Linked DNA regions of Mus musculus: regions 2 and 3 are each linked to region 1. A link is a loop called in an ENCODE intact Hi-C map of the cell type or tissue named here. Cell type or tissue: heart. All regions are shown on one strand. Links, peaks and the distances in the headings refer to the core of each region. The heading gives the core; the rest is flanking DNA. Region 1 overlaps Lrrc6 (leucine rich repeat containing 6 (testis)). Region 2 overlaps Kcnq3 (potassium voltage-gated channel, subfamily Q, member 3). Region 3 overlaps Gm27242 (a long non-coding RNA gene).

Region 1 (10,457 bases), core at 1,340-9,339:
CAAAGTCTTTCAGAGCCACACAACTGTTACTAACTGTTAGATTGATGCCAAATTATATCCATGGTATAAAATATATTGGCACGAACATGAAACTAGCTTCATGCTTAGTGTGTGAAAGTGGGTAATTATGGATGTGGAGACATGAAGATCTGAATCCACATCCCCAGAACACACGTGAAGTCTGGGCACTACAGTACTCAATTATGATCCCATTACTGGAGATAGGGTAAAAATGGGTAGATCCTGGGGTCTCACTAGGCACCCAGTTCAATGTAAGACCTCATTTCAAATAGAGATATAGAGATAGAGATAAATGAGAAGAGAAGAGAAGAGAAGAGAAGAGAAGAGAAGAGAAGAGAAGAGAAGAGAAGAGAGGAGGGGAGGGGAGGGGAGGGGAGGGGAGGGGAGGGGAGGGGAGGGGAGGGGAGGGGAGGGGAGGGGAGGGGAGGGGAGGGGAAAAGAAGGAAAACACTGGATGCTTATGTTTTACCTCCACACAGGCACACATAGATGAACACTTGCACACATATACATGTGTATGCATGCACACACACACACACACACACACACACACACACAACTATGTAAAACTGGCTAACTAAACACAGTTTTATCTTTTCATCCCACTATTACCAAAGCATTAAGAATGAGGGTTATGGAAGCTATATCAGGACATGGGGACCTGATGTTCAAGGTGAAGAAACTAAGATTAAACCCTAAGATTTAAGATTTCGTGTGCTGTGGCAATGTTGGAAAAACAAGCAAGGTGAAGCGATAACAGAAGTGGTCTTAGAGAGTCGTTATTTCAAAAATTGCCAATATGACAATATCTGATATTTAATATATACAAATAGAAGAAAAATTTATGAAAATGACAGAAAACTAAGACACAGTTTCTGTGTTTTTCTCTGATCTCCTACTACAAGAGAAAATAGTCAACGTGTGCTAAATGCATCTGTTGAAATGCCACAGCAAAACTATTTTTACAACTACTGTATTTTAATGAAAACATTAAAGGACTGCGGAAACAGTGGGAGGGACCTGTGTTTCGAATCCCCAGGACCCATATACAAAGCTAGGCATCACCATGAATGCATGCCTGCAACCACAGTACTGGGGAGTGGAGACAAGAGGATTGTTTGGTCTTACTGGCCAGTTGGTCTAGTTAAAAAAAAAAAAAAAGAGTAAGCTCTAAATTCAATAAAAATGCCTTTCTCAATAAAGATCAACAGAGGAGAGCATTTGATGGTGTCCTTTGACCTCCAGTTACCCACATACATATATGAGTACACACATGAATATAACATATAACTGTGAAAAGATAGCAAAATTCTTTTACAGGCATAAAATGTGCTTATAACCTATATGGTAGTGCCTTATCTAATCCCAACACTGTGCCTATAAGAAAAAAAGATTATGATAACTGCTATTTAAGGTCAGATTGCTAATGGTGACACTTGGCTCTGTGATGTTGCTTTCATCACGGAAGCTGGCATCTAGTTCTGTTCCCTCTCCCTGTACCTGGTCTGATCTGAGAGACTTCCTAACTTATAGACTGCATCCATAATGAAGTAATCCTGACTGTCTCTGAGTATGGGATGCTCAGTAATGCATACACTGTACACATGAATGAAGTATGACATGGTACTTCTTAAGTATGTACAATTTTTATGTTCAAGTTGGAATGCAGAAAACATACACTAAGGCCTGCTCTGAGAACACTGGGATTCTCAGAGGCCAAATGAAAACTCTGGCTACAAGAATTCACTGACCTATCAGAGTTTTAGCTGATATAGAAGCAAGACAGGAACCATCAGCCATGTGCCCTGAAATTCTGACTTACAAAACCGTGGGACGGGATTGTCTATTGAGACATAGCTTCCTTTAGTTTGTTTCTTTGCCACATGAAGGAATTGGAACTCTAAAGTATATGAAGCAAGAGAGTACCAGTGTTCTCATAGCTTTTGAGTGGCTGAGTTGAGGCTTGAACTTAGATCTGCTTTCCTGAAAAGCATTTCTGAGCTGGCATATGAGAATCTCTGCCTGTGTTACTGCTTTACAAATTTCATTTTTATCCTCATCATCTTCATCACGATTGTCATCATTATCATCGTGACCATCATCTTCATCACCACCACAGCTGCCACCATCATCATCATCATGTTAAAGTTCTTAAGATAAAGCTCTTATGCAACACATATTTGGCTACCTAAATAACAGCATTTGTCACCACCAAGCCAGGAGTGGCCTAGGCTGGACTGAACTTGAATGCACAATGGTGGAAAGGGACAGTCTTTTTTAGGACAATAAATTTGGTTTGTTTTATCTTTAGGTTTAAACATGAATGTTCCATAATCTTGGTTTAGCAGTATATTTGTTTCTACATATTACATGTGTGTGTATTAAATCATATATTTTCAAGATTAAAGTCACCCATGGAAGGGTATGATTAAAATTGGATCAAAGAATAACTGAGCTGTCATGTAAAATTAACCTAGACTCTACTTAATAAACTAACATGAGTTTAAGGCTAAAAGTCCCAGCTCCAACAGCACCAAAAGTTTCTGATCAGCCCCTGGTCCCCAAACAATAGAGATGGATAATGGTGATGGGCACAGAGAGAGGGTTTCATCAATGGGGCTGTGTTGTAAGGGGCAAATGGAAAGAACCAGCAACTCCAAGTCTAACCTTAGGGTACTGCCAGAGCTTTAAATTTTAACAAGAAAATGGGATAAAGGGCAAGCGGAGAGTATAAGTAAATAGTCACGGTCAACATGAGCACTCGCTGGTCATGTTATGAGTTCTGATCTTCGAGGTGGTCTCAAGAAGTCCTGCTCGCCCAGGAGGACAAGCTCTTCGGCTGTCCTGGCCACTCAGACTCAACGCTATCATCCTAAGGACAAGGGTTCCTAGTCTATGGGACATAGCACATCTGGCTTCTGAATGCACGGGATGTGATGCTTGCCCACCAGGACAACTGTAAACGGAGCTCCCCAGGGAATGGATGCACTTGTATTGATTGCTGCTGCTTGACTGATTAGCACCTCGTGACTGTGGAGAGCTGGGATACTGTAGACACTAAGCCAGATTGCCTTCAGCTATCCTTAGTCCCTTCAGGGCCATTTAGCACTCACCTTCTGTGTCTGATCCAGTGTCCTTCCAACTACCAGGCAAAAACCTTCAGAATGTATGAAATTAGCAGATCATGAGCTTCCAGCAACTCGGATGCCAGACAGCATCAGAACCTGCAATGTGGTTCTCTCTGCTTTGCTGTAACCCACTGACCTAATTTCCCCATAACATATCTGGTACATGACTTTATGTAGTGACATGGGAGCTCATGGACACTTTCACTATAGACACATGATCTGGGGGACACATTCTAGGTTATTTATAGGCCCTGGCCCTCCTACTTGGCTCAGAATAAATAATCTCTTGCTACCTGCGAGGTGAGAACCATGCATTGTGCTGACACTAATATTACATTTACCTTGGGAAGCTCTGCAAAACATTTAATGCTATTTTTCTTTCATGTAAGAAAAGCCTGATTCACAAGATGCCAGCAAGATGAAAATGTCATGGTTTGGGGTTTTGCTATGGTTTTAAAAATGAAAATCTCAGGACTCTCTATGTGTTCATAATGGTTAAAACAAAAACAAGTTTTTACTTTGCTTAGATGTGGTCTAAATGTAAAAAATATTACACCGCGTTTTTCATGTCACAGATGAGCATGTCCCAAGGTGGCCAACCGTGACCAACCCTTCTCTGCCAAGGCAATCATTCTCTCCTCCACCCTTTGCTTTCTATCCTAAAAAAGACCATCAGTAGTAGACTGACCCATCTACTGGTCACAAACACTTAGTGCCCTTCCCTCCCCTCCAGGTTAGGGCAAGATTGTTCTAGGAGACGATCAGCAGGTACCTCATTCTACCCTGGTGAATCCTAAACGGAGAACAGAGAAGAGGGGGAAGAAAGAGAGAGACAGGTTTCTTTGTTTTGCTTTCCCCATCCTCCCCCTCCTCCTCTTTCTCCTCCTCCTCTTCTTCTTTGCCATCTAGGAAAAGAAGGGGGACGCCATTCCCTTTTTTAAGAAAAGTCTGAGATTTACTGTAGCAGATGGACTGAGTCATCCATCCATCTTCTTCTCTCACATCTAGCCCTTCAAATCAAACCAAAAGTACATGCATGCCAGCAAAAAAAGGGAAAAAAGAAAAAAAAAAGTAAAAAGAAAGAAAGAAAAAAGAGTCCCTTTTCTCTTTATGTTTCCCCTACACACTTCTAATCTTGATATGCATGTCCCCAAACTAGCCTGTACCCAGTTCCCCTTAGGGCTGGGAGGCACAGTACAGAAGGGAGCACCTGCCCAGACAAAGGTTAGAGGCACACAGCTGTGACTGTAGTTTGCAAAGTTCAAACCACAATAGCAACGATGTTGCCCTCTAGTGGTAAATTATCAGAACGTTTGTTAAAAGGGAAGTCCCCGACCAGCAAGAGCTTCTCAACAAAAACAAGCCCTGGATAGCCCAAAACAGGAAGGGGTGTCATTAACTTTCTGACAATTACATTAAAATGTATTACCATGAACTTAGTGCTGAGTGAATGCTGCCATTCCTTTTGGCCACAAGCTAACAGTGACAGAGCTGCCGTGTACACCAGTAGTGACTGACTACTCTTCTAAAACAGGAAGATAGTGATAGAGCTCTGAATCTCAGTGCTGATCCTGATTTGGGGCTTTGACGCTGGCAATTTCCAGGTTTTGAGGATAGAGATTCAAAAGGAACAATGTGTATTTATGACTGTGGGCTGTCACTGAGATTACTCTTTCTGCATGGGGAGGCAAAGAGACTAAAACCCCTGTCCCAAGTGAACCCCTCCCTGTTTTAGCTATTGACAGATGGGAGTTGGGTGGCAGAGCAGCTTGCCTGCCTCGGCTCCCCGCCCCTCACTCTGCAGCAAGGCTGACAGTCAACGCGCTCCACCCACTCACAGGGCACACAGCCCTGCCACACACAGGAGAGGTTGGCCAGGGAAACCACCTCACAGCTGTGAGCCCACACCAGCCACTGGACACACAAGACTCTCTGTGTTTACTGTGTGACACCAAACTAACCACCTCAATAAAATAGCCCCGAAGAGAGAGTGGCGATCAAGGAAAGGCATCCAGGGAATGGGAAAGATTAAAATCAGAGTTCTAACTGCATCAAAAAAAATATCATCCATGATATCATCCATCCAACAACAATCGCACCACAGAAAAGCAGCGATCGGTGCAGGAGGGAGTGAGAAGGTAGAAATTGTGGCCAAATCAGAGTTAATTGAAAATGAAATGAATTCTAGAATGAGAAAGAATTAACATAATTATTCTGGGATTTAAATCTGGTGCGATGTCTCAGACTGCAGAATAAAAAGACAGACTAGTTTAAATAGACATGCAGCTTAGGAGGCATGGAAGTTCCAATGAATATAACCACATCCAATTAATAGAGATGGGGTTATGAGAAAGAGGAATGATTTTAAAAAGACAATAAAGGAAGAAATGATATCTGAAAATAAGATAGGAGAAAAAAAGAAAAAAGGAAGTAGGGAGTAAGGAAAAATGTCAAGAATTCTTTATCTGGGAAACTTCAAAATATTTTTTTTTAACAAGTAAACAAAAACTGATGTTTTTGCCAACAGAAGATCTACCATACAGAAATACATTAAATGGCATCTTTGAGGTTGAAATGAAGACATGAAATGAAGATATGAAGATATTAGAATCAATGTATCAGCTGTTGTGGGTAGGGCTTTTGCAGTCACAGTGGTAAACTCCAGGGCTATAAGCCACTGGGTGGCTATTCAAGTGTCATTCAAGATACTCTGTCCTAACACACAGCCTGTTACCATACAGGGTTGGCAGTTGAGAAGCGTGGACAGGGCATACCAGGCAGTGTGGACCAGCAGTGCAGAGCACCAGAGTTGACCAGCAGTGTAGACTAGCAGTGCAGAGCAGCAGTGTGGACAAGCAGTGTGGGCCAGCAGTGTGGACCACCAGTATAGACCAGCAGTGTGGACCAGCAGTGCAGAGCAGCAGTGTGGACCAGCTGTGTAAACCAGCAGTGCGGACCAGTAGTGCAGAGCAGCAATGCAGACCAGCAGTGCAGACCAGCAGTGTGGACCAGCAGTGCAGAGCAGCAGTGTAGACTAGCAGTAGTGTTATGAAAAGTGACAAGAGCCACACCAAAGAATCCCTACACACACCTACCAAAGAATCAAGGACCCAAGTGCCCATGTTTAGGGCCTGTGAGGTCAAAGTCAGTGACATCCTGAAGAGACGGATGTTCAGAGGTAGAACATGTATCTGCAGTGATGTATCTTCGGCCCAGAAGGAGATAATGCAACAAAAAGTTAAAGTCATGAAAACACATGTGTTCATGATAGTTCTGATCCTTCCAAACCTGTTATTTAGCATCTTCAAATTCAAATATTACAAAAAGGATCCACAATAGAAGCAACTATGTGAGTAAATGCAAAAGTCATATAAACTCACTTTTTTTGTACTTTTCTCTCTGAGCTTATTTTTAAATGACTATAAAAATCAGTCATCATAAATCTGTACTGAGGGGTAAGTAATATATATATAAAGATATGGTTTGTGGTAACTACAGCAAAAGGGAAAGACAGCAGCATGAATACAATAGCAAGGTCTTGTCTACTGTTGAAATTAACTTAGCATTAACTGGATCTAGACTGTCCTAAAATAAGATACGAATTTTAATTCCTGTGATGCAACAAAGAGGGGAGGGGAAAGGGTGAATAGGGTCAGGTATGGGGAGGGCAGGAGAGAAGCCCAGAGGGCCAGAAGAATGAATGAAAATAAGCAGCCTCAGGGGATGGGATGTGGGAGGACCTTCTGGAAAGCACTAGAGACTAGAGAGGAGAGAGAAACAATCAGAGCTCTATGGAGGTCACTTAGCCAAAATGCCAACATTAGAGAGAAGGAACTCAAAGACTCCACCTCCAGTAGATAGACAAGTCTTCAAGTAGAGGGACTGGGTTACCAACTTATAGTCAAAATTTCTGACCTAGAATTTTTTTCCTGTCTAAAGTGGAAAATAGACTGAAGGATCCCAATTTGGGATCCATCTTAAGGGAGTGGACACTAAAGCCTGACACTACTACTGATGTTATGATGTTCATAGAGACAGGAGCCTGGCATGGCTGCTCCTCTACTGTCAGGAGCCATAATAGGACAAGCATATTACTAGCAGGAATCTTTCCTAAAACTAGCAGCTGACTGAGACAGATGCAGATACTTAGACCCAACCACTGAACTGAAGTCAGAACCCCTATGGTTGAATTAGGGGAAGGATTGAAGAAGCTGAAGGGTAGGGCAACCCCATAGAAAGACCATCAGTCTCAACTAACCCAGACCTCAGGGAACTCCCAGAGACTGAGCCACCAACCAGGAGCATGCATGGGCCAGACTGAGGCCCCTAGTACATATATAGCAGAGGTCTTCCTGGTCTGGCCTCAATGGAGATATGTGCTTAATCTTCAAGAGACTTGAGGCCCCAGGGAAGAGGGGAGGCCTAGTGGTGAGGGGAGCATTCTCTTGGAGGTGGGAGGGGGGAGAAATGGGATGAGGAACTGTGAAAAGGGGGACCAAAAGGGGTGGGTAATGACTGAAATGTAAATAAATAATGTAATTAAAAATAAAAAAGATGATTAAAAAATATATAGTGGGTGTTAGAAATCCAAACGTGGGTCCTTCTGTTTGAGGGCAAATACTTTACCCATTGAGCCATCAGCAAAAGAATTCTTGATAGCTAAAAAGGTGAAGCATCCATTCTGCGTGCCTATCAACCAACAAACACAAGATGTGGTGTCTCTATGGTGTGCAATATTATTTACCCATGAAAGGAAAGGACGTACTGAGACATCCTGCAGCGTGGAGGAGTCATTGTGCCTTAAAGGAGGAAGTCAGACACAAGAGACCACACTCGCTGCTGCTCCATTTGGATTGTGTTCAGAAATATGGGGAAACAAGGTGATCTCGAGCTGTCATTTGTGGGTAAGGAGGGGCACGAGTACAGTAAGTACCGAACAATATGGCATTTCTTTTTTTTTTTAACGATGAAAATGTTCTAGAACATACAAGTCTACCAAAACTGCTGGACTGTGCATTCACAGTGGTGAATTTTATGGTATGTAATTTATATTTCAGTTTTAAAGAGTGTTTCAACCATGATACATTTTTAGAAATTTTTGAGTGTCTTTTGATACAGTTTACATGGTAAATTTGAAATGGATTGGAGAAGATATGTGTGAAAAATTAAGATGTTGAAAGTAGAACGTAATACAAAATAAACCATATTTAGGAACTACAAGAGAAGAGATTGATGAAGTTTAGTGTATTAGAGAATAAAACATCTGCATACTAGTATCATAACTGAAATACACAGAAGAGTGGTGTATCAATGGAAAATATCTGTACCACATGACAATGGTTTAGTATCTAGAATGTATAAGAGTATACTTCCCAAAATGGCAAATCAATAGAAAAACTGGACAAAAGATAGGAAACACCTTAGAATTCACCTGAGGAGAAAGAACTTTTCACAAGCATAGCCAATATCGAAAGCAAACAGTGCTGAGTGGCTCAGTGCTCCTGAGTACATTTCAGTGTTGGGGAGGCATTTTCTAAGCCATACAGAAATGACACTCACAAGGTACAAAGAGGTACAAAGAGGAGCTGATACAATCTTTCAGAAGAAAAAGAAATTGGCAGGATATTCCAAAATCTGCATATTGAAGCCGAGGAGTTTCAAGTCTAAATAAAACCCCAGGAGGGAAGGCAGATGGAAAATGCACAGAGTGGCTGAAGAAGGGTGTGCAGTCGCCAGTTCATTTTAGCAAAGCACTGGAATCCTCAATGTCCATCTGCAGGCAAATGCTTGGCACATCCCTGTGTATTTACGTCATTATGCAGCCTCCAGTCCCTGTTTTTGCATAATAAGATATTGAGGTGATTTCCAGGAAGAAATTAACTTTCAAAATATTATTTATAAGGACCAGAGTGAGAGCTCAACAGCTGCTGCCAAACATGAGTTAGATTCCCCGGAATCCATAGCCATAATATAGGACAAAACTAACTTCTACAAGTTGTTTTCTGAGATCCAGATATATTCTCTCTTCTTCTTCCTCTTCCTCTTCCTGTTTCCCTCTCCTCCCTCTTCTTCCTCTCCTTCTCCCCCTCTCATCACCTCTCTCTCTCTCTCTCTCTCTCTCTCTCTCTCTCTCTCTCTCTCACACACATACACACGTTGTCAAAAATGTTAAGGATGAGATGTACAATATGATCTGATTGATAGGAAGCAAAACTAAAGAGAAATACATGTAACATATTCAAGATGTCAATTGCAGCTACCTCTGATAAGGAGACCAACCGAGGAAGGGATGAAACATTTCTGGCTTTGAATTTACATATCACTTTATTGTTTAAAGTTTTATAAGAACTAAAATGATCAAGATTTATGTAAAATATAATTTTAAGGTAGCCCCTTTGTATCTACACTACCTCATAAATCTACTTCCAAGTTTTTATTTACTCCATGAAAACCAGGAAAATTCTTACCTTCCAAGTTTTCAATTCTTTCAATGTTGTTCAATGCTAAGTTCAAATATTCAAGTTTCTTCAGTTTGCTAACATTTTCTGTAATACAAATAATATAATTAATTGGCCTTCAGTAATATTATTTTATAACTGGTCATGAAAATGATACAGAGAAGCAAAGGATTGCATGTGGCTAGTGGCTTTTCCTATCTTTATGGTCTTAGTCGCGCTTTCCACTGCTGTGAGAAATCACCTTGATGAAAAGCAACTTGGGGAGGAAAGGGTGTGTTTCTTCTTACACCACCTGATAACAATCTAGCACTGGAGAAAATCAGGGCAGGAGGAACTCTCAAGGCATGAAACTGTAAGCGGGAGCTGAGGAGGCATAGAAGGAGTGCTGCTTATCGTGCTGTTCCTCATGACTTGCTTAGCATGATATCTTACACCATCCAGGTCTCCTGGCCCAGGGGAGGCACCACACAGTGATCTAGGCCCTCTCACACATCAATCATCAACCAAGAAAATGCACCACAGTTTTGCCCACAGGCCAATCTGGTGGGAAAATTTTCTCAATTGAGGTATCCCCTTCCCAAATGTCTCAAACTTGTGTCAAGTTGACAGAAAACTAGACAGAACATCTATACAACAGACACAAGGTCACCTGCAAAGCTTTCCTCTCTTCCTCCCTTCTTCAGAGTACTAATGTTTGCACATGTCCCTATCCATCTCCAATGCCAATGGCCTACATTTAGGCAAGCTGGCCAGTGTACAGGACTCAGTAACTCCTGCTCAGTACTTAGGCTTAAGTCAACCAGGCCGCATCATTTCCTGGAAGCTATGTGCTAAAGAAAGGGACACACAC
Region 2 (10,457 bases), core at 1,324-9,323, 300 kb before region 1:
ACAGGTGATCTGGCAGGCAGTCCAGGGTTCTAGGGGACCATGATTTAAATACGTGAACAATGGATTCTGTGAAAGATATCCAAGAAGAAAAATGTTTCCCCATAAAGCACTCAAATCCCATCTATGGCACCCATGTAAGTTGTAAGGAAATCTCTAGTTTCTAGAGGTCTGTAAGCTCAGTAACTATTCCCTAGCAATAGGAATACACACCTCTCATGTAGAGCTAAATGTGTCACTTTTAAAGCATTGCCAAAGTTAGATCTTTGCACAATAGAGTTTTCCTGGTATCTCTGCAGTGCCTGCATGTGTCCCACCATCCCTCTTATATCCTCCACTGAATCTATTCCATCCACATGTGAGGGTTCTTAGGATCATGATGTGTTTTGATGACCTAGGAATTTTTTCCAGAAATCTGTGGGTACTGAGAATCCACACGTAGGCAATTGTAGGCAAGGCACTAGAGATTCATAAATAAGGGAGCCCTCACTCACTGCTAAAACCAGTCTGGTGTAGTAACTACAGGAGTAGCTATTTGATTATGATTGTGATAAACCTTGCAAAGAAAAAAGTCCTACATAGAGTGATGAGGAAATTTCGAGAGTGGGTCTTGTCTTGATCCTTTCCAGATGAGAGATGGGTTTTACATTTACCCTGCCCTTCGGTGACTCTGAAATGCAAGACGTATGGCATGGAGTGGGAAAATGAGCTCATTAGTACAGAACATGGCACATAAGAACCCATTAAATAGCTTGTACCAACAGTAACAAAGTCAGTGGTGGCAATAGAATGGTGGCAATGCTGAGGGTGCTGGATGGTAATAATTGTAATGGAATGTGACAATAGAGTTGGGATGTTTTGTTGCTGAAGGTGGTTCTGATGGTGATAAAATGGTAGTGATGGTAATGACAGTGATGATGGTAACAGTCATGGCGATTCAGCTATGGTGATAACACTGATGGGAATGATAATAGAGATGCTGATGTTGACTGTAATGATGATGATGGTGATAATGTTGTTGCTGCTGCTGCAGCAGCTGGATGATGACAGTGGTTTTGACTAAGGATGACAACAGCAGTAAAGCCTGTAATGGCTGTAATGGCTGTGACCATCCCTAGTCCTGCTATCCCTTTCACAAAGGATCCAGGAGTCTACTCTGCCAGTGAGTCAAGAACCCTAAGCCATGTTGCTACCCTGTTCTGCTCTCTGATCCCCCCCAAAAAGGAAGAGTAGCATTTCCACACTGGCATCTCCAACTGTCTTTCTTGTGGCCTCTGTTCATGCCAGCATCACCTCACTGAGAAAGTGCCAAGCTCTTCAAGTTGAACTGGAGCCTCGATAGGTGGAGGCGGGAGCATTTGCAAAGGTTATGATGACTCAGGCATCTTCTGAGAAGCCCTGGGTAAAAGGAGATGGTGATATACTCTCAACAGGAGCAAAGACTAGAGTCCTTTCTGCTCCTCAGCACTGCAGCTACAGCTTGCTTCACCACCCCTTTAACTGGCTTTGCAAGTCAACTAATAATGTCTCATTGCCATCTCAAGATCAACAGCAACTAACATTCAACTTCAAATCCTTTGAGGCCACTCTTCCATATCTGTCTAGACCAGTCTCGAGGAGGCCCCAGGCTGGAAGGCAAATTTCTACCAAGCAGCCACAGGTCTCTGATAAGCCAGAGCCTAGAGAGGAACCAAGAATCCTCTATTGAAGCTGATTGTTCCAAGTAGAGCTCTTTGAGAGGGAGAGGAGAAAAGCATAAAGCTGCCTAAGCTAATGTGGGGGATGGTACACAGGCACATACTTTGTGTATGCATGATTGAATCGAACCTTTTAAGGCAGGAGCTCTGAGTTCTGTTTTCTCCATCCATTGCTCTGCATGAGCTGGTACACACTTATAAGGTATCTGTCTGGGGCCTGTAAATGATGAACTATATGCTGCTGAACTGAGTGTTAGAAAGATCCATTTTGCTCCCAGATGCCATGATTCTCAGTAGGAAAATATGGTGCACAGAGAAGCTATGAAGTAACAAGCCTGGGTTCTTCTACTAACTTGCTACCAACAAATAGTGAAATCCTGCCAAGTTCCTGCTTTGCTTTCATTCATCAAGATTTTCAAGAGCCTGGTAATCCCCTTTTCCTAGACATCCTACCCCACAGTGCAGTAGAGCAAAACTGCATTTGTTTATTCTGTTCTTTATCCTTAGAACAGATGATTTTCCCATGCTGGGAATCTGAGCATAAACAGGGTTGTATTCCCTTCTCAAATGTGGAAGGAGCAAGGAAGGTTAAAAACAACCAGTTAAACAACAAAATAGGCAACACTGACAAATGCAATAAGGAAAAGGAGCAGGTCAAATGGAGCAGAGAACAGTTGAAGCCTCATTTACTTAAATGGTCAAGCCAAAGATAGTCCTAATGAGAAGGAATGACTCAGGCTGAGACTGCAAAGGCTGTACGAGAGTTATCCTGGAAAAAAGGAGGAAAGACAACATCCTTATTTTAGATGAGAGAAATAGACCTTGTTGTATCTCCAAGGTAGCGAACGGCTTGACAGTTCTTCGAGCCCATGTTACACTTCTGTATTTCAATTTACACTAAAATAATATGCCAGAGGGCATTGCTAGGACTTACCAGGGACCTGGGATTGAGAGAGGCATTAGGAAGTCTATGAGGGTGACTTTAACTAAGACTCCTAACAGTGGGACATATGGAACCTGAAATGACGACCAGGCAGGACACCCAATAGAGGGATAAGCATACCAACCAATCTACAAAACCTTTGACCCAAAATTTGTTCTTGCTTTCAAGAAGTGCAGGAACAAAGATGGAACAGAGACTAAAGGAATGGCCAGCCAATGACTGGCCCAATTTGAGATCCATCCCATGTGCAAGAATGAAACTATTAGTGAAACTCTGCTAGGATTGCAGACAGGAACCTAGCATAATTGTCCTCTGAGAGGTTCCACCTAGCAGCTGATGAAAATAAATGCAGAGACTTATAGTCAAACAGTAGACAGTCTTTTGTAAGAGTTAGGGGAAGGATTGAGGAACCAGGAGAGAATAGGAACTCCAGAAGAAGACCAACAGAATCAACTAACCTAGACCCTTGGAGGCTCCCAGAGACTGAACTACCAACCAAAGAGCCCTGGATTTAGCCACTCCTCTACCTAGAATGTATGTAGCAGAAGTGCAATTTGGTCTTCCTGCAGGGGTGTGTGTGTGTGTGTGTGTGTGTGTTTGTGTGTGTATAGGAGGAGGCTTACACTAACTCTGTTGCCTGCCTGTGGATCCTGTTCTCTTAACTGGGCTGTCCTGTCTGGCCTGAGTGGCAGAGGATGTACTCAGTTTTGCAGTGACTTAAGGTGTCCGAGTGGGTTGGGACCCAGGGGCAATCCGCTCCTTTTCAGAGATTTAAGTGTGGAGCAGGAGCAGGGTTGGGGGGATGAGGAAAGAGGGAGGGGCTGGGTGAGAGTGGTTCTGGGAGGAGAGAGCAGGGCTGCAAACTGGATGTAAAGCAAATAGATAGATAGATAGATAGATAGATAGATAGATAGATAGATAGATAGATAGATAGATAGATAGATAAATGGGAAAAATACACTATAAAGACTGTTCCTATAATTTAACTAATTCACACCTAGAGGGAAGTGAACTGATAAGCAGGAAGCAATGCTGGGTAGATGAAGAAGCTGGGCCTGAACTGTTCTGATGGGGAATCAGCACCTTCAGAGGTGGCTACTTAGCACTTCAGATTTCTCTGGGTAAATTTACACCAGAGGTTTTCTAATTTGCATAAAAGCTGTTAGAAATAAATGTTTTATGAGTGTAATGAATAGTATTTGCATGAGAATCTGGCAGGCCCTACTGCCTAGAGTGTCCCTGCTGTGTGGGAAAGCCATAGAATGTTCTGGGATTAGGCAGAAGTTCTGGGGTTTGTCCTGTTCTTGAACCTTATATGAATTACATTTGGCTAATTTATTGCAGACCAAACCCTGATCCAACTTCCCTCCCTTCGCAGTGGCCCTGCCGTCCTATCAGAACCCACAGAAGGTAAGTCTTGGTCCCGAATATCATCATGTCCACTTCAAATAACCCTCTCATGACATTAGAGTCTGTCAAGTAGGTTATAATAATGTTCATTTATTTCTTAGTTTTCTATATGTGTAACACGTTCACAGAATTTAACCTTAGTTTTGCTGTCATTTATCACATTTCATTTGTTAACCAGGACATAGAAACAAGAATAATAACATACCCATTCTGTCTCCAGGTCTGACCCAGTGCCAGCTACAAGAAATCATTGGTGTATGTGTAGCTTGTAGCTCAGCAGTAAAGGACATATGAAGTAGGAGTGAAGCCTTGGGTTTGTTCGCTAGCTCGTGCGTACTTGTGCACACACACACACACACACACACACACACAAACACACACCCAACTCAACCCTCCCTCATTTACAAGCTATCAATATACTGAAAGAATCCGATTATTTATAGAAGAGCTAGATTGCGCTGTCGATTTTCAATAGCCATAGTTCTGCATATATAAACACAAGGAGTTGAGCAGGATCATCAGCTCATAGCAGTTCAGTACAAAAACCTAGACTGTCAAAGTGAGAAGGAGCTCAGCCACGCCCTAATGCTATGATATCCTGATGCTCAGAAGAAAATAGCAAATCAGTGCCTGAGGTGGTGCCTGTGTCTAACTCACCCAGTTTCTACTTCACTACATTAAGTGTGTAAAATGTTCCTGGTTCCATCAAATGATACTGGAAAAAGTCCTCCGTAATGTCACATTTTCAATAACAAATCTAAACAAAGCATTGACTTGCTTCACACCAACGTATAGAAGGCAAGCAACAGGAATAGAAAGGAACAGAGAAGTTAGCCAGCTTTGAAGACATCATGGTCACATAGATGCCCCTGTCCCCTCAATACAGCTTCTCATATGACTTTTCCTGGGTCAAGAACCTAACAAGGACGTTAGCAGATACACTGTAAGCAGAGGTCAATGTGATGGTTACATGAGAAGATGACTTGGTGCATACAGCTAGCTGTCCAGCCCATCATGTTCTTGGGGAGGTGACTTAGCGAACGGAGTGACAGATCCAGCCACAAGATGGCGCAAGCAAATGACAACTCCAAATGAGTTTTTTTTCCCCTCTGTTGATTTTATTTTTTATTTTGGCAGACATGGTGCTATTTTAACATTGTTATGGAAGAAAGCTGGGTGACTCATGTCTCTTGATTTGCATAACGGATCACATGGCCTTTTGGATGGTTGTGGGGTGAATTCTAGTTAGGAGTCTTTTCCTTTTGGGGGAGTTTTAGTTCCATCTGTGCTAAGTCCCCACTCTCCAGTCTCACCTAGTTCTACCATTAGCTTGATAACTGATACATGCTAGCTAGGTGCCCAGTGTAAGAGAATCACAGATGAGTACAAGGTTTAGACACAGCCCTAAATGGACAGAGAGAGAAGAAATAAAAAAGGAGAGGAGGGGACAGGAGGGAGGACAGTCTGCAGGACTGAAGGATTAGCAGAAGAGACAGGTGCTGTTCATCTCACTAGTTTTTGACAGGAATATTATTTTAGACTTGGGGAGCACTGGGATGTGTGCTCACTGTGCACCAGAAGCATCCATCAGACAGGTGCTAAGTGTCAAAACAGAGTGTGGAGAAGGCTAGATAATTCATATTTCAGTCATAGCTTTTTCCTGAGGAGAGGGACTTTGGGGTAGAACTGATAATCACCTAGGGTCTTTTTCTCTCAACTGTAATTTGACTTAGTTGCTTCTGTTTATAAACAAAAAACAAGAACAACAAAAAATGTTGGTTATTTGTAGCAATAAGATGAGGCCAGGTGTAAGAAAGAAAAGTGACAGGGCGGGGGGGGGGGGTGTTCTTGGTCATCACAGTGAGTCCACATTTGTTCAGTATTTTCCCAGCTCCCTCTGGCCTCTGATAATTTCTACTCTGTGTATCTCTCTGCTGTACCAGGCTCAGCTGACCAGAACAGGTCTTGGATGTGATCATCTCTGAGATGGGAGGGCTCTGATTCCCCCTACTGCAGAGCTCCTGCCAAGATCTCACTGAACCTCCAATACACAGAACTGAGAAAATGTGAAGAATATTTACAGGAGAAGCTTCTGGCTTCCATGCTCTCTCCTAAGACAGAATTCACTAGAACTGTCCTTCCATTTTCCAGGCCTTCCCTTCCTATAGGTAAATTTGCATGTGCAAAACTCAAAATGTATTAGCAGCCTGGAAGACATTCCAGCTACAGTCTGCTATGGTCAAAGCAATCTCCACAGAAAGCAAACCAGCTGTAACTTGCAGTTGTATTGCAGCGATGGTTCTTGGCGCTAGACTTCTAATATTCTAATATTCCTTCTGAGGGATATGGAGTCACTAACCCCAGACAACTTGTGTTCTTGGAGCAGCACACCTTCCTGTCCCTGTAGACAACTGAGAAGGCCCTGCGTCGCCTTCTCAGACTCCATATTTATACTTCTAAATGAGCCTCTTCTACTTTTAGTGGCCCTATTCTTTCCTCAGAGAAATCCCACAAAGCTGCAAGCAGTTTTGTCCTACTCTGGATCAAGAGCCATTCTCCCTTGAAAACCCAAGATCTCCTTTTCTGGAGGTTCCGGTTCACTGAATACCTCAGCTTTCCTTGAGTCTGCCTCCCTCACTCATGCCTTTTACCAGCCAGGCCTCTGCTCACTGCTATTCTCGATGATCAGCCACTGGCCTACAGATGGTTTAGGCACTAGGGTCCATGTTCCTGCAGCTTGCAAGAGCTCATCTTCCTATTGTTCATAAACAGGGCATACTCTAGTGGGCAATGAGGAAGAGCAGAGCTTCTAAAACAGTCCTCAAAGGAGCTAACAGCTTGATAAAGACACAAGTGTATCCTGTTCTATATGCTACTTAATGAAGAGCTGGTCTATTTAAGGGAATGCCACACCACACCTCTAAAAACCAACTGAGGTCAAGATGTAGAATGTTTCCTTTCTCCTCAGTGCAGAGCTGTGGGCTCCGAGTGCTTAAAGTACTGTTATAAAAACCCTCAGGCTATTTTGTTACTCAGTAGTGAGCCACGGCCTGCTTCTATGAGAGCTTTTCTTTTTTCTAGTAAAGAATGGGATGCCCAACCAGGCCTCCTAAAGTACTTCCTTCACAACCACAATGGCCTGCCCTGGCAAGAGCATCTTCCCACATCTCTCCTGAGTTAACCTGCCCAGAACAGGCTATGATTTAGGTACAGCCAATCAACACCCTGCCCCTCTGCCACAGGGATGGAGACAAGGACTGGCATGAGACTAGGAGTGGACCAATCAGAGCCATTGTCTCACAATCTGCAATAAAAGTTTAATCATGAGCATCCAGAGAAATAGCTTCTGAGTCATGAGCTGTCACAACTGCATGTTGTGGCTGTGGAAAAACTGATAGGGTGAAAGATGGAAGCCGGAAGGATAGAGAAGAGAGAGGGGAGAGGCACATCGGGGAGGGAGGGTGTCCAAAATTAGTATCCTATATCCTGCGTTATGAGTCACAGACCTTCTTGTGCTTAGACTAGTCCATGGAGACGCTGTCACTTGAGACCATGTCTAGGCTCCATGGATGTGCCTTCACTTGCCAATTATGCTTGATCACTAGGCTTAATCATCTGGGGCCAGAACCAGCTTTGAGAAAGATTCCCACATGTACTCTTCTGAAGGGTGGCTGGAAGGAGCCAGGAGAAACATGTGTATTTTCGTGCCAGGAGGTCAGGGAGACAGGGCTCTGTGAGTAGCAGCTGTGGATAGAAACAACACATTTACACCGGAGGGCAACCACTTGGGCTGGCAATCTCCCTCTGTTTTACTATTCTTGCCTGTAAGCTGAACGGAACCACAGGATGGAACATTGGCCGCATGGACATATCAGCTGATGCCTGGCACATCTGGAGACTCCAGGAGTATTAGCCCCTCCCTACCCAAAACACAGTGAGAGACAGGTTTCTGTTCTCCCTATGACTTGACATCAAAGGTAAATGTCTGCGCCCATTAAAAGCACTGTTTTCATAGGATAAATGTGCCAAATGAACTTGCCTGAGGCAGCAGCTTGCACTGAATCTAGCCTAACTTCTTGTAAATTGGAGGAGTTTATCAAACACCCCTTCAAATCCCTTCAACTTTCAAAGACTTCTATTTTCTGGGTAAGTGATATAATAATTGCTTTAAGAATTGCAACATGCTAAAGACCTCAGTTTATTGTCCTTATTTAGTATTTATCACAGTTATATGAAGGAGAAAAAGGAGACTGGAGCACAGAGAGGGTAAAACAGCTTCTCTGATGAGCACCGAGAAAGTGGTAGGATCGGGATTAAGCTCTGGTTCTAGGACCTGCATCTTAACTACTATAGTGAGAAAGTGCATTGGTATGAATGATAAACATGTACATACACCAAAGAATGCACATATACACTTCTATGCAGACATCCACTGTACAAATGTATGTCTACTTACATGCACATAAGCACACACATACAAGAATATGTGTACTCTTTGTGATATCTGCACACATTCATGATACATATTTCTGTTATGTTGAATGTGCTGATACATAGAACATACAGTACGACTGCTCATATCATGGCTGCCTCTTCACCAGCCCCTGTTACCACCTAGGCAGCTGAGTCTTTTGGCTCCAGGCACATACTCTTGCTCTGAGCTTTCCTGGTGGGGGAAATTGGCCCACAGACTGAAAGGAGAGTTTCCCAGGTCACACAAGCTAGTGTTATCTTCCTTCAGGCATACCTTGTGTCTGGCAGCCCAGGATTGGCTTCCTAGATTTTCTTTTATCTTCTTCCTCTGGATGATATTTCTTGGGGGAGAGATCTCAGGTATCCTGATAGAGGAGGTGCTTTGGGGAAAGGCCACCTTGAATCTAGCTCAGGACTCCCTAATTGCAAGCTTTGGGCCATTGTGTTAGCTCTGAGAGATCTCAGTTTCTACTTCTACAAGATGGAGGGGAAAGATTTGGTTCAACAAGAGTTTTGGAAAACTCAGCTCTTCTGAAATGTAGAACTAGATAGTTCTCTGTCATGAAGAGTTGTTCTGCATATAGAGTAGTGATCATAGCAGCATCCCTGTCTTAATTTTGGTTGCTATTGATGTGAGAAAATGCCATGACCAAAAAGTAAGTTGGGGAGAAAAGGGTTTATCAGGCTTACACTTTCCTATCCTTGTTTATCGTTGAAGGACATCAGAACAGGAATTAAAATAGGGCAAGAACTTGGAGGCAGAGGCTGATGTGGTGTCCAGGAGGGGTACGGTTTACTGGCTTGCTCAGCCTGCTTTCTTCTAGAATCCAGGATCAGCAACCAACGGATGCAACCACCCATAATAGACTGGAACTTCCCTATCAACTGCTAGTTAAGAAAATATCTTATAGCCAGATCTTAGGAGAGTACTTTCTCAGTTAATTATAGTTTATGCTTCAATTTGACACAGGACCAACCATCACGAGCTCTGATCTCTCTTTACTAGATGCTAGTAGCAACACATTACCAAGTTATAACTGTGTCTACAAATCTTGTCACATTCCCTGGGGTAACAACTGCCTCTCATGAAGAACTACTGGGTAAAATGGCCTCCAAGGGGTCCCTAGATCTAGAGCTCTGGGTTCAGTATCATTGTGATACTCACACTGGTAATGGCATTCAGTGCCCTAAGTCCAGAGACCTCAGGCTGTTAACTACTTGTTCCTCCAGGTCCTATATTGAGGCATCCTCACCAGGTTCTGTACTGGGGCAGCTTAAGTCTGAATTGCTTTCTTCCCCACTCTTGAGTGTGTCACTGTCTCTACGAAGGGTGAATTAGTGATTTCCTCCTCCCTATCACCTTCAATTCTAGGAGAACAAGGCAATTACTGGATGTGGGGAAGACTAACATAGGATAGGCAGGTCTTTAGCTTTTCTCCACTCATTCTTAGACTAAAAGCATGACATGGCTGGAGGCTGCCTTCACCAAGCAAAGTGATATTTTGTTTGTTTAAATTTTTTAAATGTTATTTTTATCTGTGTCTGTGTCTATGTCTGTGTATGAATTCATGCAGAAATTGCAGAGGCCAAATGAAGGTGTCACCTCTGAACCTGGAGATGTCAGACATTATGAGTTGCCTAATGTGAGTGCCTGCAGGTGAACTCTGTCCCCCTGCAAAAGCAGCAAGCCGTCTTAACTGCTGAGTCATCTCTCCAGCCTCAGGATGATGCTTTAAGGACCACACATTCACACATCTCCCTAGATTATTTGAGCATGAGAGCTATCAACTAGAGAGACTCTAGACCTCCATGGAGTTGGCTAGGTATGTGCTCAATTTACAGGCTTCTCTTTCTTTTAGGAATGGCCTATGTTCTAGTTTGAAAAAAGTAAAGAAGGCCATTGGCTTTGAAGGAAAGACCTGCTTCCAGATTTACCA
Region 3 (10,457 bases), core at 881-8,880, 180 kb before region 1:
TAATGTGATCTTGCTTCCTTGCCCATGCCAGTCTCCCACACCATTGTGGACTTTATCCTTCTGGCCGCATAAAGCAAAATATTCTTTCCTTTATAACTTCACACTCAGTTCTGTGGCTATGGCCACAGCAACAGAAAAGTAACTGAAATGTGGGGCAAGCGCATACTTTGAGTCTATTCCTATCGTGAGACAGAAGGAAATATGTTTGGAAAGAAAGGAATCCAAGATATCCTACACACACCTTTCTTCTTGAAAATTCAGAAGCTTCCACAGACACTAGGATTGTCTGATCCCTTCCCCTTCTCCATCCCCTGCTTTCTTCTTTCCTCCCTGGGCTTCTCTTTATATTAGGGCAAAGGAGGTCTTGCTTTCTCACCTATAACAACCTTCCTGAGAAGTCATGGGAAGCTATGAAAGTGTATCTTCACAATGTCATTCTGCAGAGGAGGGCAGCCTGAAGGATAGCGTTGAGGTAGCTCTAGCTCTGTGACTGATTCACCTGACCCAAATCTTGCATCAGTTTTTTCATCTAAACAGTTGGACAATATTCTATCCAGCCTATTTGTCTTGGTCCATGTCCCATCTCCAGGCTGTGCACCTGTAATAACAACATTGCTCCAAGGAATAGCCTAAGGGAAAGCAGCTCCAGGAAGGCACAAAAAGAACGAATGAGTTCTTAGATAAGTGGTGCTCACCTTCATTCCATATGGCAATAAGAAGACTTTCCTTGTAATTAAAATTTTTACATTAACCTTAATTAAAGTAATTTAATTAGGTGATAAAATCAACGTAATTTTCATGTTTATTAATAGTGGTTTTGCTGTTGTTCCTTTAAATACTTAGATTGGGCGAAATAATCTATGCACTGGATAAACTCAGCTATTCTTCCTTCCAGTGAGCATTTGCTTGTTTTGTTTCCTGGTCATTCATTGCTCTCCATCTATAGGAGATAGGAGAAACAGTAAAGAGACTCAGTAGTTAATTCAATATTGTTGTAAAAATGAGATCTACAAACGCAAAGCACTTTGTCATGTGTCATCATTGCTTTTCAATGCCCAGACGTGTGGTAGATGTTCATTATCACCATCACCATCACCACCACCACCATAACCTCCACCACCACCGCCACTGCCACCGCTGCCGCCACCACCATCATCACCATTTGCTGAATGCCTACTGCATACCTGTCACTTGGGCTGAGTCCTTTACAGAGATTATTTTATTAAATCCACATAGCAATGTACAGGATCAACATTATGCTTACTGTTCTCCATATTAACCACAAATTAAATGAGACAGAGATGTTAGGTACCTGGTCCAAAGTTAATATGGCTGAAAAACAACAGCTATAGAATTCAAGCCTGGAGTATCTTATTCCTTTGTCTGTGCTTTTAATCGTAGTACAGTGTTCATAGAGCACACTGGGCCAGGTAGGAATTTGACACAAGCAAACAGTTGGACGTGAATCAGAGTATAGAATTGCTAGCATTAATAGGGGAGTTAATTGGCGGTAAGCGTGAACAGAATAGGGGCTTTGTGGCACAGGCTCATGAATATATTATGGATATGAACAGTGACCATGAGGTGCTTCAGACATAGACAGGTGTGACTGAGTTGCAGGGATTCAAGAAAGGGCCAATGGCTGGAGGATAACTTGGAATGGGAAAACGAATTCAGTGAGACCAACTTCAAAGCCAAGGCCAGCTAAGAGGCTCTAAGGTCCAGGAAGAAAACAGTGGGATCCCAGAGGGGAAGGTCAGATGCATATGTAGTTTAGGGAGTGTTGGAAGCAAGATTCAGCACCAGACAAAATAGAGAATCATTTGACACATTAAAAATGGAAACGAGTTCACCCAGTGCCACAGCAATTCTTCCTACTGACGAGGCTCCTTGACCTGTCTCTGGCTCCAGTAATTGGCTACTTTCTCTCACTAAACCAAGAGCCTCTCCTTTGAGTCTTGATTGTTAAAATCCCTATATGTCTATGTCATTTACATATTCCAGTTACCCACTTCCATTTTCTTGCTAGTGAGCCCCTGGATCTGAGTTCAGGAATTCGGGAGTTGAATGGTCACTCAGGCAAAGATGCAAGTATTTGAATATTCAATGTATTTAAAGGAGGGACATCCAAGACACATCTTTCTATTTCCTTTGCCTACTGGGCACTTTTATGGAGAGCAGATTTCTATGCCTCCATACCTCAGCCTACAGATACAGGCTTAGTGCTAAGAAGAGAACCACAATGACGCCACCTGGAAAACCTCTCCTTGGCCTACTCTGGTTGAAAAAGATCCCTTGTACCCTAGTCAGTCACAAGCATGCATGTACGACATTGAATTCCAGGTCTTCCTCAATTCTCTTGAAGAATTCATTCCAGAGAAGAAGCTAAGAGTGGGTGTTAAGAGTGGGACAGGAGGTTGTGGGTACGTACACAATGATGGACAGAAGTCAAGCTATTGAAACAACCTGTTCCAAGAAGGAATTCTGCACACCCCTAATGCCAAATGTTTGACCATGGGCAGGTTCAATGATTGGTCCTCAGCTCCCCTGTAACGTAGGAATACTATTAATTACTTTGAAAGGCTATTTCAGTATTAAGAGAGTTAACACCTGTCAAACTTGCCACATGGACTTAATACCTGCTTACTGACAAAACTATGAATATTATTGCATTCAGAGTTTTTAATACTACACATAGTTATTAATACTACATCCAATTTAGAAGAAAACTTTTGGGTGCCAAGTCCAATATTGATTCAACACTGACCCACATTTTATAGAACAGCTCAGCTGTATATTATGATACACAGGTAATGAACTGAAGTGCTTTCTGTTTGTATTTATAGAAACCTGAGTGTAGACATTAGTTTGCTAAGATTGCTGTGACAAAACCACCCTGGCTGATGTATGCCACCAAAAGGGCTTTCTCACAACCTGGAAGCTGAAGAATGACAGCCACATGCAATGCTACTGGGACCTGCAGAGGATGCTCTCTATGGCTTTCAGGAAAATGACATCCTGTTTATGGTCTCCCCGCTTGGTTTTGGGCCATCTGTGCCTCTCTGGTTCTTTCTGACTGTCCAAATTTTCTCTTCGTAGGACTTGAGTCAGATTGGCTAGGGCCCACCTTGACAGCCTCATTTTGATTCAGTTGCTTCTTTAAATATTTTTGAATTTGTGTGTGTGTATGTGTGTGTGTGTGTGTGTAGGGGGGGAGTACACATGCTACAGTAAGCCTGGTGCAGTTCAAAGAACACTTTGCAGAGTTAATATTCTCCTTTAACCTTTATGTGGGTTCTGAATATCGGACTCAGGTCTCCAGAACTGCACAGAAAGCTCATTTATCCACTGAAGCCACCTTGCTGGCTCATCAGTTGCCTCTTTAATGGGTCCTATGTGCACATATAATTATATTCCAGGTCCGGGGTGTTTGGACTTCAATGTATTAATTGGGGATGAGACCCAGTTTGGCTAATGGCATCATCTTGCTGCAATGGTCTCATGTTCCAGCCAGAGGTCATCAGTCTAGGCTATCAAATGTTAGCCTAGTTTTATGTCTAGTCAAATCCTTTTCATTCCACGTGAATATCTCTAGAGAGGTGCAGAGGGTCCTTAGCCCTCAACCCTCCAATTCTTTTGTGGAGCGAGTGGTGCTTCCACTCACTGTGCCCTGGAGACCCTCTGTGGCCAGGCTCTGAGCAAAGCTTTACCTTCTTGTCACGACCACCCTATGAAGCGGGTGTGGGCTGGAGGTTCGTTCTGGATGTGTGTGCATTGCATAATCTCAAAGAGTTACCAAGCAGGGTTTCTAGTGTGTGCTTTTCTCAAGAACCCAGAGGATAGTGTCACCAATACTGGAAAAATTCTACACACGCAAACAAAACCCCCCATTTAATAGGAATATTAGAAAATATGCAGTTCAGGTGTTTCCTGGGAAGCCAGCGTTAGCGCGGGCTTTTGTGTTTAAAGTCCTTAGGTTTCTATACCAGCCCCATCTCTTTCTAAGTGGCCTCGGGGAAGCTCTGCCTGCCTTCTCATTATGGAAACTGGAGGAGGACATATATCTCTACTATGCTGTGGTATGGCTCAAAGCCAACAGAGACTCAGAGTCCTTATTTTTACCTCAGACTGGTCCCTTGGGTCACCTTTTTCTTTGTCTTTGCATCAGGGATCTCTGCATTTCATTTCTTCTTGTTGTTATTAGCCCTGTGTTATATGCCATCTCCTGGTTAATAACTGACTTCTTCAGAAGGTTAATGAAAGATGTGATAACTTAATATGCAGGGTACTGGATTAGTCAGAATTTACCTGTGCCTTGGTTCTGTTCTTTGATGCTACAAATTGAACATGAAAAAAGTATATGAAGACAGCATCTTTCTTCCTCAAAGAAACATTTCTTTATCTTGTGTTAGCATACACAGCATTTGATTTTTGTTTCTTTTTAAAAAAGAATTTGTGAATGGAAGTTCACAAGTCGGGATTAGCAAACCAGTTGTCTTCAGTGGACCAGGCAGATAGCTAGCAAATGCAGCTCACTTAAAGCGCTATGTACAACACCTGCCACAAGAGGGAGCTGTTTATAAACCGTAGCAACAGGTGTGATTGTGTGATGATGAAGAAAACGAGAACCAGGAAGGGGCAGGGGAAGGAATTTTGCGAAAGAGGAGAAACACTTGGCCCGAGCGTCTTATTGTCGGTCCTTCCTCATTTGTCCATACACAGGGCCATATCCTTCACACCACCTGTTCTGGGGAAGGCCTTGGGAACTATGATAAGCACATCTGACTTTGGCTGCAAGCTGTTTTCTGAGAGTAACACTTCAAGTGCTTGCCTACATAGGCTGCAAATTTCTTCTTCCTGTTTAGATTTTTTTTCCTCATGAGGTATTGATCCTACTAATTTTGTGTCAAAAAAACCATAAATATCTTGAAATGAACCCATGAAAATATTATCTATCCCTTATAGTCTCTGTGTGTTGTACTATTGTTTATAGTTATCAAACTGGGAGTAAAATGTCTGCTCAGGAGAATCCTCTCATCTTGTAGCTCCCAAACAATTCTGTGCACCAGAGGGATAGGTGATGTGCTAAAAAACTGATTGTTAGTGCCCCGCATGTATTTGACAATCAAGATGAGAGTAAAATACACCCATGGACATCTTCCCCCACTACAGTTGACAGACTCAAATAGCAGACCATGTTTGTCTACAAACTCGACCATAGTCCACCCGGCCACGTTTTGTTTCACCTCGGAAAAGGGACAAATTGTCACAACAGGATCCCTGCAGGCTTCTATAATGCTTGTGCGTGAAGTTTCTTTTTCACTTTGAACCCAACTTGTGATGGATTGAAAATCAGGAGAACAGTTACTTTTCAGAAAACACACATGCCCCCATGTGTTTGAGAGGTATGGCCCCAACTGATGCTGGGTTTGTTCGCATAACTTGTTCTGGCTGGGAGAAACATGTCCAGAAGTGAAATCAAACCCATTTCACCCTTAGGCAGCGAAAGGGTCACAGGTCCCTTACTTGCTTCTCCACTTCCACTGAGAAGAAGGCACCCCAAGTGAAGCTTTGTGAAGCACAGGAATCCTACCACCTCTCATACCTATGATCAGGCGAAAAAAAGCACTGATGGAAAGTAATTCACATCTTTTTCCTAAGAAAAAATATTTTTATCAAAAGTTATTCTCTGAAGTTCTTTCAGTGGGATGACAGGATCCTCCTAAGAACATCTGATCCAACATGGATTGTCTGAACCTAGACTGTTTCTTGTTGGAGCCGTTAATTGACAATGCAGCGGGCACAGGCTAAGCCTCTAGAACACTGACAGTCAGGCGAGTGAGCTGCTGCATCCTGGCATGCCATGATGCGGGCCCATAGAAGGAAAACTATACATGTTACGTTTCATGGTCTTTTGAACATTAGCCTGGTTGGCGTCTGCTACCAAGTTTATCTCAGCTCTCACCCTCTTCTTGCGCTCTGTTCTATAAAATTTCTCTGGGCTTGGTCTTACTGATTCCTTCATATTTGGCACATTCGCGGGCAAACTTTGATGCATATTCATAAGTAAATATATACATATTTATGGAATGTGTTTAGCTTTAAAAATAAGCTTTAGTCTTCATGATGAAGTGGGGTTCAAACTTGGACTTCTCAGTGTAGGCTTAGTCATAACTGAATGGGCAGCTGGAAAAAGCTGCCTGTCCTTACAGTTTCAAAGTGTGAATATAAGGTGAAGGGATGGAAATGATGGCTTCTTGGTTCTGATCTGCAGTTGGATCTCCCATTGTGTTGTCAGGTAGAAAGAATGCTGGCTTCTTGGTTCTGATCTGCAGTTGGTTCTCCTGTTGTGTTGTCAAATGGAAAGAATGCAGCAAACTCATTTTACATCTGTAGATGCCAAGAAGTATCGAGACTCAAAGATTTCCTCAAAGCACAAGACAGGTGAAAACCTTCAGGGCACAACACAGGTGTGCACACATGTACACAAGCGCACACCACACACACACACACACACACACACACACACACACACACACACATTAATTAATCTGTAGCTGGTTAACATTGGTGAAATATCCCTCAGCCTCATTTTCCTGGCATATGAACATGGAAATAAGTATGAGTGATTCATAAAGCAGCTATAAAATGACAAAGGACGTGTGCCTACTATAGTGCCTGGCGCACAGCAGCTGCTCTATGAAGGCCATGCGGTCCCCTTTCCTCTTAGCAAAGTCAGTTTATTCAAGTGAGCCCAAAGTTCAAATCTAAGCTTGCCTGCTTTCTTCTTGCAGCTCTGAGAAGTTTAGAAGGCATTCTATGCCTTGGATCTACTGCGTGCAGCATGGCGATGCCAGGATGCCGGTCCAAGCTCCCAATGCAACACCAGGACTGATGGGCACAGGTACCACACTATAGGTACTAGAGACGTTCTCTGCCTCATGAACAGATGAGGAAAAACAGGCAGAGGGAAGGTCAGAGGAAGGACCAATGAGCCACTTTGGTGAGGAATTTTAAGCTAACACTGTTTTAAAAGGCAGACCAACATTAACAGAGACTTAGACCAAAAACTACAGATTGGGGAAATCAAATTAGCAGTTGGAAGGAGCAGAGTTACATGGTAAAATAGTTCCTATTTAATCAAGAAATTATATAAACCATAATTTCTAAAAATATTAATGGGGAGTATTATGTATTCATATGCAATTCTGGAAGATTTATGCCAGTCTTAATGTCTGGAGATGCCCTTCAAATTTTCCATCTGCCCTGGAATAGGTCTAATGTGATAATAAACAGGAAATTGACTGGGCCAGGGGACATGCAGTTCTGTTTTGTACCATAAAATATAGGAGGCTGCTGACATTGCATATTAATTAGCTGATCCCTTCCTTTCCAAATTAAGAGCTCAGTTTTGAATTACTTGCACGGATGCAAAACTTGGCTCTGTGATTTTTGAATGCATTAGCTCTCATTCACCAAAAAAATTTGGAGCACCTAATTGTTTCTAGGATCTCCCAGGCAAAGGATGAGGTAAACACACAACACAATCCATGGAAAAGTCTCTCTTTATCTAAGAAACTGACGGGGGAGGGTGAAAGCAGAAGTGCTTATGGGAAATTGTTCTAGAAACAGCCTGGCTTTTCCAGAGCATCAAGGAGACTTTAGCTCATAATCATTGGAAACCTATGAGCTTTGGCCTCCTCTGTTTGGGTCAGAGCTCCTTTTTCTCTGCTTCCTTGTTTATTTGTCTATGTTAAAAATCTTTGATTAATTGTTAAATAAATAGTCGTTGCACAGTCACTACATGACAAGTATTCTTTTGGATGGATGCAGAAGTGTAGCTATGGTCAAAGCAGGTGTGAACTCAGAAAGTCCACATTCAATTAAGAGAGAGCAACAGTAAACATGGCATAGAAGAACTGTGCTGTATTATATAAGCATGAGATTGCTCCTGATATTATCCATTGCTGTGTAACTCACATCCCCAGACTTACTGCTACAATAGCAACAGCGAGTCTAAATCCTGTTGAAAACTATGGGTCCGAAATTTTAGGAAGACAGCACAGAATGGGGTGATGTGTTTCTGTTCCATAATGTCTGGGCTTCGCTTGGAAAGACAGGAGTGTCTGTCAGTGGCTCCTGTGGGACGAAGTCTACTTATGGCACACATTCTGCTAAGAATGGTTAGAAGCTGGTCTAGCCTGCGGCTGTTCATCAGAAATCCTACATGTCCGTTTCTAGTGCAGTCATGTCAGGATAATGAGGCTTTGTATATGATGACCAAGACTCCAACAAATGACTGATGCCTCAGAAGTTGCCTGGTGTCACTTTTAATGCTAAGCAAAGGAGATGTGTCTCATGGAGATGAGACACAAGTTCAGAAAAAATGCACAAACAATTAGTGATTGTGCTTTATAACCAGCACCCTACTTTAGAGTTAGCCCATTGTCGGATAAAGGGCTTTGGATTTGGAGTTAGGCAGACCCAGAGGCAGTCAGTACAACTGGCAAGCATCCTTATGTTAGCACACATCACTGATGGGTGGGTAGGTCAGTCACTACACTGGGGGGTGGGGGTGGGGCTGTAGGCTGTAAGGTGAATCAGAGGGAGTACCTTTCCCCTGAGTGATCATGGGTGAACATGAAAGTCAGGTGACTAGGCCTGGTCATAACAGTCTGCTGAGGTCAAGGACAGGACACACAGATGGCTGTGGAAGCATCTAGGTGAAAGAATTCACTGAGTGAACCCAATGCATCATGTGCTATGCTCTGCCCTTTGTTTGTTTGCATAATGAGAATAATGAGAACTATAAGGCTGGTACTAGGGTTAGACTGCGTAATCTCACACTCTAGCATCTTCATACTACTCTACTGGACTGAAGAAGCCTCCCATCACTCTCTGCTCTCCTCCTGTTTGCCTGTAAGTCTCCTTGTGTACTTATTCGCTTTCTAGGCTTCCCATGCTAGGAGGGAAGATACACAGAATGTTGTCCTAGCTTTCGAGCCCAGAAAACAAGCTGCTGTACTGTGTCCAGTTAATCCTCCCCTTCAGGGATCTCTGTGGCTCAGTCTCTCACCTTTCACAAATGCTGCTGAGACTGTGCAGTCTTCCGTTTGTAACTGTATCCCTATAGCCCTGCCATGATTCTCTCCCAGCTTTCTTTTCTTTATTCCATGGACGTCCTGTAGCATATTCCAAGCACATTTCACATTTACTATGCCTGTCGTCTCATCCCCAGAACAGGAGCATTCCATAAAGGCAGAGATCTTTGTTTTCCTTAGTGACACACTGAATGCAGGTAAACATGCCATTTCACCATGGAACTCCTTTGACAGACCTGGAGTGAGGTCTGTGCCGAGTCACCAAGGGTCCCTATAAGCAATGTGAGTTCAGGCTTTTCCCCTTAAATACCGTAAGAAAAGCATTACAGACAGTTTTTTACAGAAGTGGACATGAGCTGGTTTACATTTCTATGTCATGCTAGTTGCCATGGAGAGAACTGGAGAGTTCAGGGGAACCAGTGGGTGTCACTACAGGAAGCAGGAGAGTTGTGGGTGGCTCGAGTCCAGGTGTGAAGACTGGGGAAATAATGGGATTGGGACAGCTGTGGGCAGACTTGGAGCTGGCAGGACATGCTGACCTGCTGAGCACAGGGTGGACAGAGGCAGAGAATCAATGAGTGCCGCCAAGTGTGAGTCTTGAATTACAAAGGACAAAGTGATATAGTTTACTGATAAAAGTAAGGCTGAAGGGGTGTGTGTGTGTGTGTGTGTGTGTGTGTGTGTGTGTGTGTGTGAGAGAGAGAGAGAGAGAGAGAGAGAGAGAGAGAGAGAGAGAGCACGTATGTACACTTACATGAGAGAGGTGCACAGTGTGCTATGCATGCATGTATGTGTGAGGCACAGTCTGCTATGCATGTGTGTAATGTACTATGTCTTTTGCATGTGTGCAATGTACAGTGTGCTATACATGTGTGTGAGAGAGAAACAGGGTGTCTTATTGTCCTCTAAGATGTCAAATATTGTACAGTTTTTTTTAAGCTAAGACCTGGACTTCTTGGTCACCTAAAATCACACTGTGTACAATTTTAGGTGATCAGGCAATCTGGGTTTTACGCCATCTAGAATACACCTGAAGCAACTGTCAGCAGGCTTGTGGTGATTCAGAGTTCTCTCAGAAGTATTGGAGCTTCAATTATAGGAAGAGGCTTCAAATTCTCAACACTTTGAAGATAATGTGGACCCTAGGCTCCTCGAAGGACAGAGGGGTGGTGTCCTTCAGAGAGCTGCTTACAGAACTTTTTCATTAATTAAATAGCTGGTTACGTATTTACATTGTGGTGTGTGCCCATTAGTAGGGAAAATCACAAACTATACATATTACATCATAGGAATTTATAATTTAAAGAAATATAAAAATCATCATTTTAAATCACATGCAGTATTTGGGAAGAAGAA

What was found. A loop is a pair of places that touch in the nucleus more often than their neighbours do. Peaks named below come from ENCODE experiments on the same cell type or tissue, not always from the same donor. Only the 100,000 strongest peaks of a DNase experiment are listed, where the experiment ranks them.
Region 2: a loop joins it to region 1, with 5 times the contacts of the local background. A loop is called at or near these places in 5 of 42 quality-filtered maps.
Region 3: it touches region 1 in a loop (8-fold over the local background); 14 of 42 quality-filtered maps call a loop at or near these places.

What each region holds. Positions count from the first base shown.
Region 1 is chr15:66,471,625-66,482,081 of GRCm38, forward strand. Lrrc6 (leucine rich repeat containing 6 (testis)) reads right to left here. Exons shown (of 12, transcript NM_019457.2): 3 at 9,617-9,694. Among named protein-coding and RNA genes, the nearest start is that of Gm31006, 24 kb to the right of the region's middle. In heart, for the core only: a CTCF peak has its summit at 4,445 (motif pointing left); no DNase peak of the experiment used is centred there.
Region 2 is chr15:66,167,410-66,177,866 of GRCm38, forward strand. The region is part of intron 1 of Kcnq3 (potassium voltage-gated channel, subfamily Q, member 3); the gene reads right to left. Among named protein-coding and RNA genes, the nearest start is that of Gm27242, 110 kb to the right of the region's middle. In heart, for the core only: a CTCF peak has its summit at 5,105 (motif pointing right); no DNase peak of the experiment used is centred there.
Region 3 is chr15:66,293,026-66,303,482 of GRCm38, forward strand. Gm27242 (a long non-coding RNA gene) reads left to right here. Exons shown (of 5, transcript XR_875391.3): 3 at 6,795-6,904. Among named protein-coding and RNA genes, the nearest start is that of Kcnq3, 12 kb to the left of the region's middle. In heart, for the core only: a CTCF peak has its summit at 4,568 (motif pointing right); no DNase peak of the experiment used is centred there; H3K27me3 peaks cover 1,270 bases.